Regions from separate parts of the Mus musculus genome. Here region 1 is linked to region 2. Evidence: chromatin loops called from intact Hi-C (ENCODE). Cell type or tissue: gastrocnemius. All regions are shown on one strand. Links, peaks and the distances in the headings refer to the core of each region. The heading gives the core; the rest is flanking DNA. Region 1 overlaps Rcl1 (RNA terminal phosphate cyclase-like 1). Region 2 holds the start of Gm41829 (a long non-coding RNA gene).

Region 1 (8,333 bases), core at 11-8,010, 120 kb before region 2:
TAGACCTTGTGTATCATTTCTACTTCTGACCGCCCATCTTCTGCCCTTGGAGCCTTTTTGGAGGATCATTGAGTTGAATCAGCCTGTTGGACTTGTGGCATCATGGAGACAGCGGGGCTTGAAGCCTGTCTTAGGGAAGGAAACAGATTCTGTGACTCTCCCCACCCCACTCCCCCACTGGAGCCACGTAGCTCATCAGAGGCCGAACTTGGGACAAAAGACTGGGTCTCTTCTGCTCATGATGCCACTACTCTTGCTTCCTGTCCCAGGGTGGCCTCCCCAGGGTCTTCTGGGAGCTCTAGATACAGAAGAGATGAACCTTCAGTGCTACTGTGATTACCATTGGGGGGTTCAATGCTTTGTGCATGTTGAGGGCATTGTTCCCTCTAAGGCTCCTCCCAACTCCCCATGTAGAATCAGCACCTGTACCAGGATTCTTAGGTAAACATTGAGGGTTCATTGGCTTGCTCTGACCTGGAGAGGTACCAACTCTTTAAGTGTTAAAGAATATATTTGTTATGTATATTGGAAAAGGCTTAATAAAATAACATTATAATAATGTCTATTAATAAATTAATAGAGTAATGTTATGGGCGTGATACCTGTGAGAATGAGCAGAGGTCCCAGTGTGTTTTCTGTGTGAGTCCAGCAGTTTCTTGAGTTTTGTTTACCACTTGGACTTTTAGCTACATGTTCAAAGTTTAATTGAAAATTCCTTGAACTAACTTACAGGTTGATGTTCTTAAAGCGACAGCGCTCCCTCTACTGAAACAGTTTGGGATCGATGGAGAATCATTTGAGCTAAAGGTGAGAATGTGTGAACTGCTGGCTGTATGTATCCAAGACATTTTTATTTAGCTGATTGGAAGAAGCATGCGATATATGATGAGGCTTATTAACCAGTGCTTCAAACCTTGAACTGAGAGAGACCTTTAACAGTTCCCACAGTCGAGTTGTTCTTCTCCGGTAGGTCTGTTATAAACACGAACTGAGTCCCTCACACCTCACCACAGCTGTTGGTTAGACAAGGAATAGAGCCACATGGAGTCTGGCCCTTTGCCGCGCTTGTCTGAATCATCCTGGTGTAATTTGTGTCCAGGAGCTCCTGAGACGCCACAGTGCCTTCAAAGCCCCATAGGAATGATTTAGCCTTCCTGGGCTAGGTGTCAGGGGAACCCATGTTTTCCATGTCTGCTTTCTCCCATGCCCTCCTTACCACTTTGTGCAGATCTTGCGTCGGGGAATGCCCCCTGGAGGAGGGGGCGAAGTGCTTTTCTCCTGCCCCGTGAGGAAGGTCCTGAAGCCTGTCCAGCTCACAGACCCAGGAAAAATCAAGCGGATCAGAGGAATGGCGTATCCTTTGCATTAAAGTCCTTCTTCTCTTCTTGCCTCGTGAAGATGACAGTGCTACGCCTTCTCACTGTTTACACTGTCAGCAACAATCTCACGAAAGTGTCAGTGCTGAACTCGTTTTTCTTCACTTAATACTACAGTGTCTGGGGAAGGCAATAATTCTGTAAACCTTAGCTCCGGTGTGACATGTAAATGATGGAGGGGGAGGGCTGGGGCAGCTGGGACAGGGGTGGGGGTGGCCAGTTGTCTGGAGGATTCTTTGGCGACTGGAATGTAACTGTGATCTACCGTGAAGTGTTTCTCCTGTGTCCTTCAGGGGAAGTTCACTTTATGCATCTCAGTTAAGCTTCTGAACGCTTCAAGTTAACTCACATCCTATTGTGCAGATAAGGAAACTGGGATATAAAAGCTCTGTTTGTTAATGTCTCATAGCTGATAGGTACGAATGGGATTTAAACCTTGTCAATAATTTGGTGCCTAGCTTTTAACCTCTGCCTTTTTTTTTTTTTTAATCTGCAGAAAAGCAGGGACATTTGAATGAGCCTTAAAGGATAGAAGTTTGTGAAGCAGGGCAAGAAAGGGGGGTGCTTCAGTGAGAAAAGTGGGTGTTTGCAGACGAAGCTACACACCACAGTTTTGGGGCACGGCTAGCTATGTGGGTCGTTAAGACTCAAGTAGTCGGTGACAATTGATGAACACGATGGGGTAGGAATTGAACAGGAGCCAGTGAAGAAATGAAGGCCATATTGAGCAATTGGCCTTTATTTAAATGTCACTGGTTTTCATCTGAAGAGCAAATTTGCATATCAGGACAGCTTGGGTGGTCATGTAAGAACTTTTGTGATATTTTGGAAAGTATGGTTATAGAAGAAACTCACCTAGTGTCACCATGGTAACATAGTTATTGTACCCGAAGAGAGGCAGGGAGTGGGGTAGTGAGAGGTCAGGCAGGAGCTGCTGCAGAGGGTTGAGAGTCACTGGTTTTAATGCTTTTCACCGAGGCTTGTTGGTAAGGATATGTGCTGATAGTAGCTACAAAAGGCCAGCGTAGGGTGGAATGGGGTGGTTGTGAGTTCAGTATTACATTGCTGGATTTGATGGCTCCACTGAAATAAGTCTGGAGAGGACTTTAGAGTTGAGGATCTGCAGCTCGGGAGGCAAGATGAGGGCTAGAAGTGAACGCTGTGAAGTCAGCAGCCATGAGGAATGCAGAGCGAGGAGACTGGCGCCCTGGGCAGCCATCAGAACTGTGAGTGAGGAGGGACGTAAAGAAGCCAGCACCTCCTGGACACCCAGGCCAGCTCCTGCTGAGGACTGAAGGTAGGGAAAGCAGAAGCCCAGAAGGAGCTCTTTGAGAAGCAATGGCGACAGAACATGCAACCAGTTCTGGACTGTGGGGTGAAGGACAGGGAAGTAGCTGTGTTAGGGTTGTTCTTTTCTCCACAGGTAGAGGAGAAAGATGAGGTGATGGCTCAACAGGGAAAGAGTGCAGAGTGCACTCTTTTTCTTTTCTTGTTTTGTCTTCATTTCATGTGCATTGGTGCTTTCCTGTATGTATATCTGTATGATGTTGTCAGATCCTCTGGAACTGAAGTTATAGACAGTTGTGAGCTATCACATGGATGCTGGAGATTGAACCCGGGTCCTCTAGAAGAGCAGCCAATGCTCTTAACCACTGAGCCATCTCTCCAGTCCAGAATACACCTTTGAAGACAGGCTGTGGCTAGACAGATGGCTTAGTCTACAAAACTCTTCCTTTGCAAACATGAAGGCCTGAGTTTGGTTCTCCAGAACCCACATTAAAAAGTCAAGTGTTGTAGTGGCATGTATGTAATTCTTTTTTGTTTGTTTGTTTGTTGGTTTTTTGTTTTGTTTTGTTTTTTCGAGACAGGGTTTCTCTGTATAGCCCTGGCTGTCCTGGAATTCACTTTGTAGACCAGGCTGGCCTTGAACTCAGAAATCTGCCTGCCTCTGCCTCCCAAGTGCTGGGATTAAAGGTGTACGCCACCACCGCCCAGCTGTGTATGTAATTCTTATACTGGAGAAATATAGCACGTAGTTTTATGCTCTACCCGTCTTTGCTCCAGGAAATGACCAAGCTACCAGCCCCCTCCCAGCTTCCCTTGAATCCTCAGCCAGAGGGCACAGAAGTTGTTCAATTTCGTCTTGCCTTTGGACACTATTGCTGGGTGTTGCTGTCTCCCACCTGGAAAAGTGTGCCCTTATCAGTTTCTTATCTTTCTTTCCTCCTGCCCTAATCTTCAGCTGCTAAACTCCTCTGACCACCCACCTGAAGGAACAGCCTATGTGGCCACTCCACCTTGAGATCTTACATGGTTGCCCAGTTCTCCTCTTCCCAAGGCATAGCTAACTTTGTTCTCTCTCTTGTGTCTTTCTTCCTGCCTTCTGGGATCCAGAAGTCCCGCATGTCCCTTCCGCCCAACAATTGGCTCATGGCTTTCTTTACTGATGGATCAAGAACCAACTGGGGAACAGGACCTTCCCCTCAGAACCACCCCTTACAGGGAAGCAGGATAACTGGGGCTTGTTATAGGGAAACAGGATAACTGGGACTGTTACCCTGCCCACCAATTCTAGCTGAGGGGCTCAGGTTTAATGAGAGTCTGGCCAGTTCCCAGTAGTGCTTTGTGGATGAGAGTGGGGTGGCTGGTGTTCCTCAGGCTATCCTCTTGGACTCCACGGGTATGAGCACACACATGAGCACTGTTACAGAAACACAAACAAGAGAGGTCGTTCATGATTTGAGCATTTCTATACGTTAGAAAAAGAATTTGGGAGAACAGGAGTCTGAAGCAAAGTGGCGAGATCATTGAGATCTCAGTGGTGGGACTTACTGGGTCCACTGCGCACTGCTGCTCTCTGATGTGCTGGTTGACTCTTGTCACCAGGCCTGTTGGTCCACTGAATGGGCTGTAATGAAGTTAGCTGAGTACATGTGCAGTGTGAGCACTAGAAGGTGTAGGTAGGCCAGTGGTAGATGGTATCTCCTGTTACTCAGCATATGTTCACAGTTACAGGCAAGCGGTAAGGTTGATTCAACGTAGAACTTTGTGGGGTGAGTAGAAAGGGTTGGGATGGGTTTGAAAGTTGAGATGAATCGGAGGTAAAGAGAGGGGCAGGGTTGGGGAAAGGCATGGCAGGAATGGCAGCTGTGTGCCGGCACAGCGTTGCATCGTGACTGAAGACAATAAAAGTCCTGGGGTCATGAGGTCAAGGGCTCAGAAGAAGTTGGAATTTTTCCATGGTAGCAAGCAGGAGAGAAGGCCTGTGTCCTCCAGGGATGGAAGCACCTGGCAGAGTGGGTAGGCAGTGCAGTATAACGGTGGAGAGCTGCGGAAAGCTGGAGAGTCAGGATGAAGCCAGAATGTGCCTCACTTAGTAAGGCAGTGGGACTCACCATTCTGGGGAAGGAAGACTGGAGGTGCAGAGATTGGAAGCCTTAGATTGAAGGTCAGACGTAGACAGGTGTGAGTGCTGGGAGGGAGGGGCTGCGGGGTTGAATGTAGGGAATGCTGTTGGTAGTCTGTGTAGTAAAAGCGGTAAGAGATCTGGGTAGGACAGGTATCGTCTCCCTGGATTTCACTGCTAATGTGCTTGGAACCTTCCCCCTGTGGAGTCTGAGGCAGGAAACACTTGTGAAGTGTCACATCTTCCCTCTTGACTGAAGCGGTGACAAAACATCCAAACTGGCACGGGCCTGCCCATGGAAGCACTCACAGCACCCAATCTGAAGACTAAGCATTCCAGCATCAGTCAGTGGGACTGTTACTTAATAAGCCCCTCAAAGGAATGCGGGCTTTCGTCCCGCCTTTGCCAGTTCTAGGATCCGAGAATAAAAGCTGACTTTGGAGACCCGGTAGTTAATTCTGTGGGTTTCACCTGTAGGGCTGGTTCTGGCCGGGCTGAGCTCATCCTTGTTTTGGAGTTGGGAACACTGTGGTTTTAACTGACACCCCACCTCCACCCCCACCCCAGTACTGTTACCCCTGCTTGCAGATCAGTGGCCAAGCAGACAGGTCCTGGGATGGAAGTGGTGGGGGTCCGAGCCAGCAGCTGTGACTAGAGAGTTGGCCTCACTTACTGACTGCCATCCCCTCTGAGGAGAGAGAGGGAGCACAGACTTAGTTCATGGTTCTGATCCAGAGCTCATGGTTCCGTGTGGAAGGATTGAGTGCAGAGGCTGGAGGACTGACAGAAGGCTCGCTCGGATGGGCTAGGGTTTGTAGAACAGTCTCTCAGTAAAGAGGCTAATTGAGAGTTTGAGTCTTTAGGTCTGTTCTTTTACACACCGTGTATACTACACACACATACACACAACTCAACCCCCTGGTGCCCCCCGCTTTCCCTATCTCAGGAGAGGTGAAAGGAAGCTGTTCTTTCCTAGTCAGGTGTGTTGAGCTTTGAGCAAGTGTCTCAGCTCTGCATCCCAAAGGCTTACTCGGCAATAAGCTCCGAGCCAGGACTTAGGGCCCAGGCACAGGGTTTCTGGGAGCATAAAGTAAGGTGAGGTGTGTGTGAAAGAACTTTGGGAATCCTGAGTGTGGTGGGATTGTCTTGGGGTGGTGGCGCCTCCTGAGCTGTCCTAGGGACAGTGGGTAGGATCAGGCCCCAGAAAGATAGCACCCACTCAGTCCAAAGGCTGTAAGACCTAGGGCTGTTTTGTCTCAACGGTGTTCAAAGTACGTTCTGGACAGAAGGGGTGGTGATGAAACCGGGTTCTTTGTGTATTGGAAAAAAAAAATCCCTTTTGCTCTTTCGCCATTTTGGATTTGTCCTCTGAGTCAAGTCAAATATTTGTCATGTGATTCTTGGTACAAAAGTGCTTTGGAGTTGTGAGGGATGAAACAGTAAATCCCGTGGCCTTATGGAGCAAGGACACCATGTGTCTGAGGGGAGACGTGGTGAGTTCAGGTCAGGTGCAGCATGGAGAGCTTCAGGTGGGAGGCATCTGTGGACCGAGGCATACCGGGAGGCAGTTGAGGTTGAAGACTGACTGGGTGGAGGTAGGCAGCATAGGCAGCGGTTCCAGGTTGGGTATGGACTCACTGAGCAGACTGGAGAGCCTTTACTGCAGGATCCAGGATGTTTGCTCTTTTGCTGGGTTCAGGTCCAGTCAAGGAGAAGAGCTGGCTGACAGGTCAGGCTCCATGCACAGCCTTTTGTTTCTTAGTTCTAATGAAAATCGTGTGTTGTTGATGGTAATTACTGTACAGCCCCGTGGGAATGGGCAGCTCACATTACGTCGGCGTCCACGTGGACTTACCTTATGCTCTTTCTCCATTGCTTAGTCCTGCGTGTATCCCTCCAGTTCTCCAGCATACACTGCTGTTTGAACGTGGGGTCAGGAGAGTCAGGCTCTGTTACAAAGTTAGTTCAGGGTTATGGGTTCCACCAACCCCTTTTGCCAATTTCTTCCTTCTCTAACGGAGTCCCTTGTAGAGTACTAGGTAGTAGTTTCCACCAGAGAGTATCAAGTAGAGCCCCTCTGCCCTCACAGATGCACCAACTGATTCTTAAGTAATAGTTTGGGAAACCTGTGGTCTTTAAAACAGCAGTCACTTTGATCTTTCAGCAACGTTTTCTGCTTCCAAGTCTCTGGGCGGGGGGAGGTGCTGGGATTGGCTCAGGGTCAGCCACTGTGGTATCTGGCCTGGCCTTAGGTCAAAGAGAGGCTCCTTAGAGTAGTCGGACTGTGCAAAGAATAGCAAAGTTGTCACAGTTGTCACTGGGAGCCCAATTGTGGCTGTGACGAGCTTAGGCATCTTCACACTGTGTGGAGAGGACAGTTACAGAGAAGCCTGGTTGGGAAGTCACGGCTGGGCTGTGGGACCTGACTTTATACCTTTTGTTCTAGGAATCTAGATTCCTTTTCACCATGACTGTTTGAAAGGCTTTTTTTTGTTGTTGTTGTTGTTGTTGGTTTTTGGTTTTTTATAATAATGAAAAATTTAATTACAGAACTCTTGAGTTAAATAATGTGAGATGGGAATTGTAAGTGCCAGCGTGGCACAGACTTGCTGGCTTTCTGTCTGGCTTTCCACTGTCGTGGCATCCCAGCATTATAACGTCCTTAACCCTGGGCCACAGGTACTCAGTTCGTGTATCACCTCAGATGGCAAACCGGATCGTGGATTCCGCAAGGAGCATCCTCAACAAGTTCATACCTGACATCTACATCTACACGGATCACATGAAAGGCGTCAGTTCTGGGAAGTAAGTGCCTTCCAGAGCAGCCTTCAGCAGCTGAGCTCGGCGAGACTATGGCGACGCTCCTTTCTCATCTCACTGCCTTCCAGCTTTATCTCCCTCAACTAAAACCACTGCATCCTGCAGTTATCCGCTTGGGTTAGGAGATCGCCTCTTCTCTAAGGGCAGCACAGCTGGTCCTCACAGCTCTTTCAGTCTCTCCTGATTTGAGCAAAGAGTCCAGGAGAGGACTGGGAGGTTGAGTGTAAGCGAGAAGTTTGGCCTTCACAGACTCCAGTGGAAAGTGATGGTGTCAGAGGTCAGGGCTAGAAAGGATGTTTATACAGAGTTGGCCCTTCCCTCTGGGGACGGGAAGGTCATCAACGTTCCCATGCCTTTTATTCAAACACCAGAACATTCTTTATTTACACACTGAGCTAATGATGTACCCTAGGATAATTGTAAATATTACGTTTAAAAGGTGTCTATGTACACTATCTGTATGTAGCAAGTCTGTACATGCTACAGAAACAGCAACTCCTAATGCTGGCCTTTTCTTTCTGCCTTCTTCCTCAGCTGTAGGCCTGGATTAGTGGGCCCACTCTTTTCTGGAGGGGATTGCCGAGGGCTGGGAAAGGGTGGGTAGCAGCGGAGGCTGCTGAGTGTTCCCGGATAGTCTGTTCTCAGATCCCTTGCTTTTCCAGAATGGGGAGAGAGGAATAGTGCAGGCCCAAAGGCCAGGCTGCCTGCCACCAGCTATAGAGTAGCCGTTT
Region 2 (8,333 bases), core at 246-8,245:
TCAACTCACCGGATTCAGTTCTCTCCGTCTATGTTCAAGCTTCAGAGGAATTTCCTCAAGTGGTCAGACTTGGTGACAAACACATTTACATGTTGAACTTTCCACCTGAATTTCTGCTTTTCACAGTAGATCTTGCAACGTATTGTTTTCAAAAATAACAATTTGTGGGCAGGTAACTCTCACTGTCTTTAGTCAACTCTTGTGTTGTTGACACTGCTGTCTGTGATCCCAGATGCTCAGCGGCACAGGGGGTTCGTGAGTTCAAGCCCAGCTCGGTGCACATTGTAAAACTACATTTCAAAAAACTTTTTTTTCCCCTTTGTTCAAAGTAGAGCAAAGTTGCACTTGACATTCTGTGTATTTAGACAGATAATTACCCTAACCTAAAAGGGTTTACATAGTGGAAAACTATTTGGTTCTCATGTACAGTCTGCTCATGTCAAAGGAAAGGAAGTTTTGTTCTGCAGAACACAAAGACTGTGAAGAGGACCGATGTCAGAATGAGGGTGTACTGAGGCAGACCTGTGATTGATTTAAAGTAAGACAATGTTGTTCGCTTGTCTGTTTACCTGATTCAGACACCCTGTTTATAATCCTAGACCTAAAATAAATTAGCCTCTTTCCATAGCTACTACTTCCTCTTTTTTTTTTCCTTCAGAAAATCATATTTTCTCTATTTTGGAATGAAACAAAATACTTTTTGGACCCATCCTCAGATCTTGGTATGAGTCTGCCAACCAGAGACTTTCTCAAATCTTTCTTTGGCTTGAAACATAGTTAACACTTAGGGATGATGGCTCCTCTGGGGGTGGTGCTCCACTCTGAGACTCCAGCACTCTGGAAGCAGAGCAAGTTCCACCCCAGCTACACAGTAAAATCCTGCCTCACCCCAAGACAAACGACACAACCAACTAAAATAAATAAAATGCAGCAGAATACTAAGCAAGCAAACAAATGAGAAACAAAGAGGTTGTCATTATCTTGTTCAACGACAGGTTTTTTTTTTTTTAAAGTGTTTCTCTCTTCTCGTTTCCTCTTCAAGATGGGGTCTTCCTTTGTACTTGAGACTTGCTTTGAAACTGCTATGAAGTCCAGGCTATCCTCAAACTCATGACTATTCTGCCTCAGTCTCCCATGTGCCGGAGTTAGAGACTTGAAATATTGTGACCAGCTCTGATACAGTTGGTTTCTTACATTTAAAAAATCATAGCATAGGGAGTTTTGGTAAGCGTGTGGGATAGAAGATGTCTCTGTAAGATATATTGAAAGAGCAAAAGGATATATTGAGTTAGCATAAGGAAAAAAAAAAACAACAAAAAAAAACCTAGATGCTCCTCCAGACCTGTGAAAAGCCACAAAGATAGTGTAGGTTACTGAAAAGAAACATCAATAGAGCCCCAGCCAGGTGGCCATCCCTGGTGGGGGAAGGGAAACAAAAGCCTAGTTCAAGAGGTCAATCAGGTCGCTCTGGTGGGAAAGCACTATAAGCCTTACCCTCGGGATAAGCCCGTAGGCCTAGAAAGCCTCAGATCCAGTTGCTGGCGTTGGTGAAATAGTGGTCCTCTGGTGGATGGGCCAGCCATGGAGACACTATCATTGCGTATGACTCAGACGACAGGGACTGGGTTCTACCCGAAGAAGGAAGCTGTTGCTTAACGCTGAGCTTCCCTAGGGTCCTGCGTACAGAGACAACCGCAGGAAAGAGAGACTGAAGCTAACTAGTCACAGTTCCAGGGAGTGAGTCAGCCTCTGGAGGCACCTTTGGAGTGTGGGAGAACTCGATGCTGATAAGGCAAGAGTGAAGGGGTGGGGGTGGAGTGTTGGCTCAGGGCGTAAAGGAAAGGTAGCCTTGTCCTCAGAGACGAAGAGATTTGCCTTGATGAAACTGAGAATGAGTCTGGAGTTTGATGGCCCTGAGACTGAAGGCCAGTGTGTGGATCAGCTTTTGCTGTCAGCTATCAGTCGTGTATGGGGACTGTTTCAGCTCCACTTGGCTTCTTGACACTCAAGCGGTACCCCTGAAGCCGATCAACGCTTAAGAGGTCCCGAGAGTACAAAGACTAGTCCTTGGTGTGTAGAGTTTTCAGGGATTTCATTTTCTTCTCCCATTTGGAAGAGATCTTCTGCTGGAACACTAACCGCCCAAGGGAATTCAATCTGGGGAGTCTCAAGAGGGAGAGAGACTGTCCAGACTACATTCCATAAAGGCAAGTATGGCCAGGGGAGGCCTTGGACAGGCAAGGAAGGGAAGGTACCCTAGTGAGCACAACTCTGGCAGACGTGGGTACTTGCCCAGGACCCGTGCAGGAACAACAGTATAAACTATAGGAACTACAAGCCCACAGACGTGGCTGACCCCTCCCATGCATTTTACTGGCAGCCTTGAGTTTCCAAGGATCAAGAGAAGCTGAGTCATCCCTATCTTGTAGTCCCTCCTCCCTTTCTTTTACTAATACTTTCAGCAGTATTTTAAATTTATTTTGCTAATATTTTTTGGATTAGCTTTTAGATTATCTTTGTGCATTTAGTGATGTTTACAGATTTTTCTCATTACTGGGAGATATTTTTCTTTTTTTTTTTTTTCTTTTTTCTTTTTTTTTTCCGAGATAGGGTTTGTCTGTGTAGCCCTGGCTGTCCTGGAACTCACTTTGTAGACCAGGCTGGTCTCGAATTCAGAAATCCACCTGCCTCTGCCTCCCAAGTGCTGGGATTAAAGGCGTGCGCCACCACCGCCCAGCTGAGATATTTTTCTTTTTCTCACTCTTTATAAAGTTCTTTCTTTCCTCTTCCTCCTCTTTTTCCTCCTCCCCCTCCCCCCTCCCCTGCCTTCTGCTCTTGTCTTCTTTTCTTTTCGTTTCTTTTTTTTTCTATTATACATTTAGTGGTTATTTTGTCTTTGTCATATCGTTTTTAAAATCCACGCTTAATTTTTTTGTCACTTTCTTATGTTTACCACTTTTTGGTTTTGAGCTTTGTACGGTCTGTGATTACAATGGAGCTTTCTGGGTTTTATCTTATTTTTATTTTTCCTGACGCCTTGCTCTACCCTCTTGCCCTCTAAAACACTCTCCTCTCCTCCTCCGCTTATTTTCTCTCATATTTATTTAATCTTATTTCGGTTTTTGGTTTGCTCTTTGCCTGCCTTTCCCCAGCATTCACTGCTTCCACCTTTGCTCTAAATACTTTTTAGGTTCACAGTACAGTACAGTAGTTTTGCCATTTTCTGTTTTGTTTTATGGATATTAGTGATATGTTATTGAGTTTTTTTTAAAGCACGTGTCTTACTTCTATGGTTTCATGTTCCTCGTAGTGTAGTAGTTTGTTTTATTTTCTGTAAGTGGTATTGAGGCTTCAAAGACATGCTGTTCAACAATAAGAATCCAAAATAAAACCAGAAGAACCATTCACACCATCAGAAATGCAAATCACAGTGAAACACAAGACTTCAAAGGGGATGGATGACCTCAGAGATGGCACAGACAAGTAAGGAATTCAAGTAGGACCTGAAGAGGAAAATCCACAGACAAGAGGAAACGATCAGCAGAAAGGGTGAGAAAGTCAACAGGATTGATGGAGAACCGAAAGTTAGCAAGGAAATGGAGAGATTGGGATAAAGCCAAACAGAAGCAATGGAAATGACAACTGCATGAAAACAAACAGACTGAAACGTAAAGCGTAATCAATGGACTTAAGCAAGCAGAGGAAGAACATCATGGATGAATGGATGCCAAGGCAAAGGTCAGGCTGCATCCAAATACAGTAAGAAAACAGGATCGTGGTACAGTGGCCAAGACTCTGGGATATCATCAATGGTCTAAACCCACGAATCTGTGGAATGGAAAAAGGAAATGAGACGTAAAACTAAAGATATAAAGAATCTACCCAATTAAATTATAACATAACTTTCCCTCCCTCCTAAAATCTAGAGCAACAGGCAGACATCCAAGGAAAAGCCACTTCTCATCTATCATAATCAAGATTTTGGGGATGCAAAGGAAAGGATAATAGGAAAGGTTTCAGGGGAAATGCCAAATCATCAACACGAGTGGTTGTTGTTGGACAAGCATGTTTCCATACCACGGAGACACCGCAGCAACAATCCTAAAACACGGCGCAGTATATATCATGCTCTGAGAGCACAAAACCTTTCCGCTAAGGTCACTCCCTCCACCAAAGCTCTCTCTTAGCTCTGACAGAGAAGTAGACATACAAGACAAGCACATGACAAGTTTATGACTAGCAAGTCCAAAAATACAAAGCAAAACAGAGCAAACCTAAAAACACCCAAGGCATATTACACACAGAAAAGGTGGAAGGTCTCAATCATGAGATCACAGAGAAGAATACGTTTACTGAGAGGAGCAGAACCAAAAGGGCTGGCCAGGAATCCGGCAGGACCAAGGCACTAAACCAGCAGACAACTGACTCTAAGAGCAGAGAAGGAATGGAGCTAGCAACAACACAACCCAAAGTTACAAAAATTAATACACATCTGTCAATACTACAGATTATCTCGGATAAAGAGATGCAAACTGACCGGCTGGGCTCAAAAAGTAGATCCAAGTATCCAATGTCCCCAAGAAACATAACTAGCAAAACACACTTACAGATTCAGAATCAGACAGAGGCTCTGAGTCAATCAGGCAAGTGAACAGAAACGGAAGACACGCTGGCATGGCTTTTCTGCTGTCTGATGGAGAAGAGTTCAAACAAAACTTACTCAGAAGACATAAAGGAGGCCCCATGGCATATTAATAAAGGAAATATTTCATCAAGAACAAGCAGCAAATATAAATACACATATACTGAAAATAGATACTCTCCGTTTTATAAAACAAACACTAATGGACATAAAAGTTTAGGTAAATCCTGACACAACAAGAGGAATGACTTCAGTGACTCAATGACATATCCATAGAGGTCATTTGAAAGCAAAAATAAATAAAGAGATCTCATCGTCAAACTGCACTCCAGGCCGGGCATGGTGGCACACACCTAGCACTTGGGAAACAGAGGCAGGCAGAGCTCTGAGACTGAGACCAGCCTCATCTATAAAGGGAGTTTCAGGACAGCCAGGGCTACACAGAGAAACCTGTCTTGAGAAACCAAAACCAAACCAAATCAAACCAAACCAAACCAAACCAAACAAACAAAACAAAATAAAACCCCACAAAACCACACTGTAGATTAAATGACTTCTGACATATAGAGTTCAATCCAACAGATACTCAATATACATCAAAAGGCCCTGGAACCTTCTCTAAAACAGACCTCATTCTACGTCCACTGGTGTTTTACCTCATGTCTGTCTGTGTGAGGGTGTCAGAGGCCCCCCAAACTGGACTTACAGACATGTGTGAGCTGCCATGTGGGTGTTGAAAATTGAACCCAGGTTCTCTGGAAGAGCAGCCAGTGCTCTTAACCACTAAGCTGTCTCTCCAGCCCCCAAGAGAACAGGTCTTAACAAATAAAAGAAAATCAAAGTAATTTCTTGTATCTTATTGGATCTTACTGCAGTGAAACTAGAGATCAATAGCAGAAGAAACCACAGAAACTACAGAAGTACCTGAGGCTGATGACTAGATTTAGGAAGGACCAGTGGGCCATTCAAGAAATCGAGAAGAAAAATTCTTAAAATTAAGCAAAAATGAAAGCACAACCTATTAGTCTCTATGGGATACAGCTAAGGCAGTCCTTAAAAGGAAAGTTTATAGCTGGAGGGCTTACATTAAAAACATCAGTGTGATGGTAGATATGTGACCAAGTGGACTGTCTCAAAGGCTCAAAAACAGAAAAGAGAAGCCAAAATCCAAAGCAGTAGACAGCAAGAAATAATAAAGAGCTGAGCAGATAAAGAACTGTAAAAACCTATCTATATAAAAAAATAATAAATTCCTAGACATGTATGATCTACTAAACTTGAATCAGGAATATATAACCACCTTCTAAAGATCTATAATAATCAACAAGATTGATGCAGAAATCAAGTCTCTAACAAAGGAAAACTCACGACTGGAAGGCTTCACTACTGAATTCTTTCAAGAAAAGCCAAATCTAAAAGTCCTCAAACTGTTCCATAATTAGAAAGAAAAACAACACGACCAAACTCACTCTGTGAAATAAGCATGACTTTTGTATCTAAAATAGAAGATGGCACAAGAACAAAAAAGAAAACTGTAACTTCCATGATGAACATACATACAAAAATTGTCAATAAAGTTCTTTAAAGCTTAAAGCTAGATCAATAGCTCAGGCAGCTCTGCCTTTAGTCCTATTCCCAGAGGATATAGTGCTTGCATCTTGCCTCAGGCATTGGCACACATGTGGCATGCACATTCACATGGATAGAAATAATAAAAAAACACATTTGTACACTCTTGAAAACTAATTTTTACAAATGTACATTGTGATTATACACTATGGTCAAGTTTGTCTCATTCCAGGAAGGCAAGGTTGGTTCAATATACACAGATCAGTCAAGACAACGCAGAATATAATTATCATTTTATTAGATGTAGATAAGTCCTTTAACAAAGTTCAACATCCCTTCATGATGAATAGCCTCAGAGAAACTCACAGGAGGGACGTGTGTCAACATAGTAAAGGCTACATACGAATAACACACCTATAGCCAAAAGTATATTAAATGGAAAAGACTGTAATTGTTTCCTCTAAATCAGGAAGGAGACAAATATGCTACCTCCATGAGTCCTACTCAATCCAATGATCAAAGTCTTAGCTAAGCATAAGACAAGATAAAGAAGTAAAGTGGACATGAGTAGGAAAGAAGGCACATGGCCTTTTTACAGACAACATGAGCCTATACCTAAAAGACCCAAAGTCTCCACCAGAAAACACCTAGACCCGATAAATACTTTCATACAAAGTTGAGTAGCTTTTCTACATGCCAATACTGAATTTTCCAAGGGTATTAAATCAAGGGGGAAAGTCCTAATCACAATGGCTTAAAAAACGAAATAAATTTACAAATAAACCTAACCACCCAACCGAGGAGATTAAAGACTAAATAAAGACTTTAATACTTTAAAGAAGTTGAAGAATACACCAGAAGATGAAAAGATCTCTCACATGCTCATGGATTGGCAGAAGTCAGTCGGGAGAAAATGGTTCCATTACTACAAGCTATATAGAAATGCAGTGCAATTCCCATCAGAATTCTGATTGGCATTCTTTACAGAACTAGAAAAAACAACTCTAAAATTCCCACAGACGCACAAGGTCCTGCAATAATCAAAGCAATGCTAAGCAAGGGCAACGCTGGAGCTGCTGCAATGCTTGATTTTATACTATATTACAGAGCCATTGTAACAAAACCATCTCATCCTACAGAGCCATCGTAACAAAACCAGTACAGCACCAGTGCAAACCCAGACACATAGACCAGTGGAATAGAAGACCCAGAAGAAGCCACACAGCTATGGCTACATGTTTTGACAGAGATGTAAAATACATACTTGGGAAAATAAGACAGCCTTTTCAGTAAATGGTACTGGGAAAAACTGGATATTGATTGTAGAGGAATGAAACTAGATACATAGCTTTCTCTTGGCACATACATATGTGCACACACACACACACACACACATCAATGAAAACTGCATCACAATTGTAGTCTCAGACCTGAAACTTTGAAATTGCTTCAGGAGAGTATGGTAATATATTTCAAGATACAGGCATGGGCAAGAACTTCCCAAAAAGGTCTCCAAAAATACAGAAAACAATCCCAAGAATTGACAAAGGGGATTACAGAAAATTAAAGGGTTTCCTTCCCAATAAAAGAAACATTTGCTAAACTGAGGAGGTAGCGTTTACAATGGGAAAAAAAAACTTAGCTAATGTATACTAGACAAGGAGCTTACATCTAGAATATATGAAGGACTGCAGAAATTAAATATCAAAAGAAATTGTTCAAGCTGGGCAGTGGTGGTGCAACCCTTTAATCCCAGCACCCAGGAGGCAAAAGCAGGGAAATCTCTATGAGTCTGAGGCCAGCCTGGTCTACAGAGTGAGTTTCAGAATGACCAGAGCAGCACAGAAAAGCCCTGTTTCAAAAAACCAGACCAAACCAAACTAAACCAACCAACCAACCAAAAACCCAAAAAAACAAAACAAAACAAAACAAAACCAGCAGCAACAAAAATCATTCACTCAAACAGTTGGCTAATAACCTGAGTAGACAACTTTCAAGAGAACAATTGCCTAGTTAATATTTGAAAAAAATGTTGAACATCCTTAACCATGAGGGAAATGCAACTTAAAATTGCTTTTGGATCCCATCTCTCCCCAGTCAGAATGACTGTCATCAGGACAAC

What was found. A loop is a pair of places that touch in the nucleus more often than their neighbours do. Peaks named below come from ENCODE experiments on the same cell type or tissue, not always from the same donor. Only the 100,000 strongest peaks of a DNase experiment are listed, where the experiment ranks them.
Region 1: it touches region 2 in a loop (1.8-fold over the local background); 4 of 42 quality-filtered maps call a loop at or near these places.

Annotation. Positions count from the first base shown.
Region 1 is chr19:29,120,538-29,128,870 of GRCm38, forward strand. It overlaps Rcl1 (RNA terminal phosphate cyclase-like 1), which reads left to right. Exons shown (of 9, transcript NM_021525.2): 4 at 733-807; 5 at 1,229-1,353; 6 at 7,462-7,587. Among named protein-coding and RNA genes, the nearest start is that of Mir101b, 11 kb to the right of the region's middle. In gastrocnemius, for the core only: no CTCF peak of the experiment used is centred there; no DNase peak of the experiment used is centred there; H3K27ac peaks cover 1,252 bases.
Region 2 is chr19:29,240,050-29,248,382 of GRCm38, forward strand. It overlaps Gm41829 (a long non-coding RNA gene), which reads right to left and starts at 5,371. Exons shown (of 2, transcript XR_877802.2): 1 at 1,495-5,371; 2 at 1-1,250. In gastrocnemius, for the core only: no CTCF peak of the experiment used is centred there; no DNase peak of the experiment used is centred there.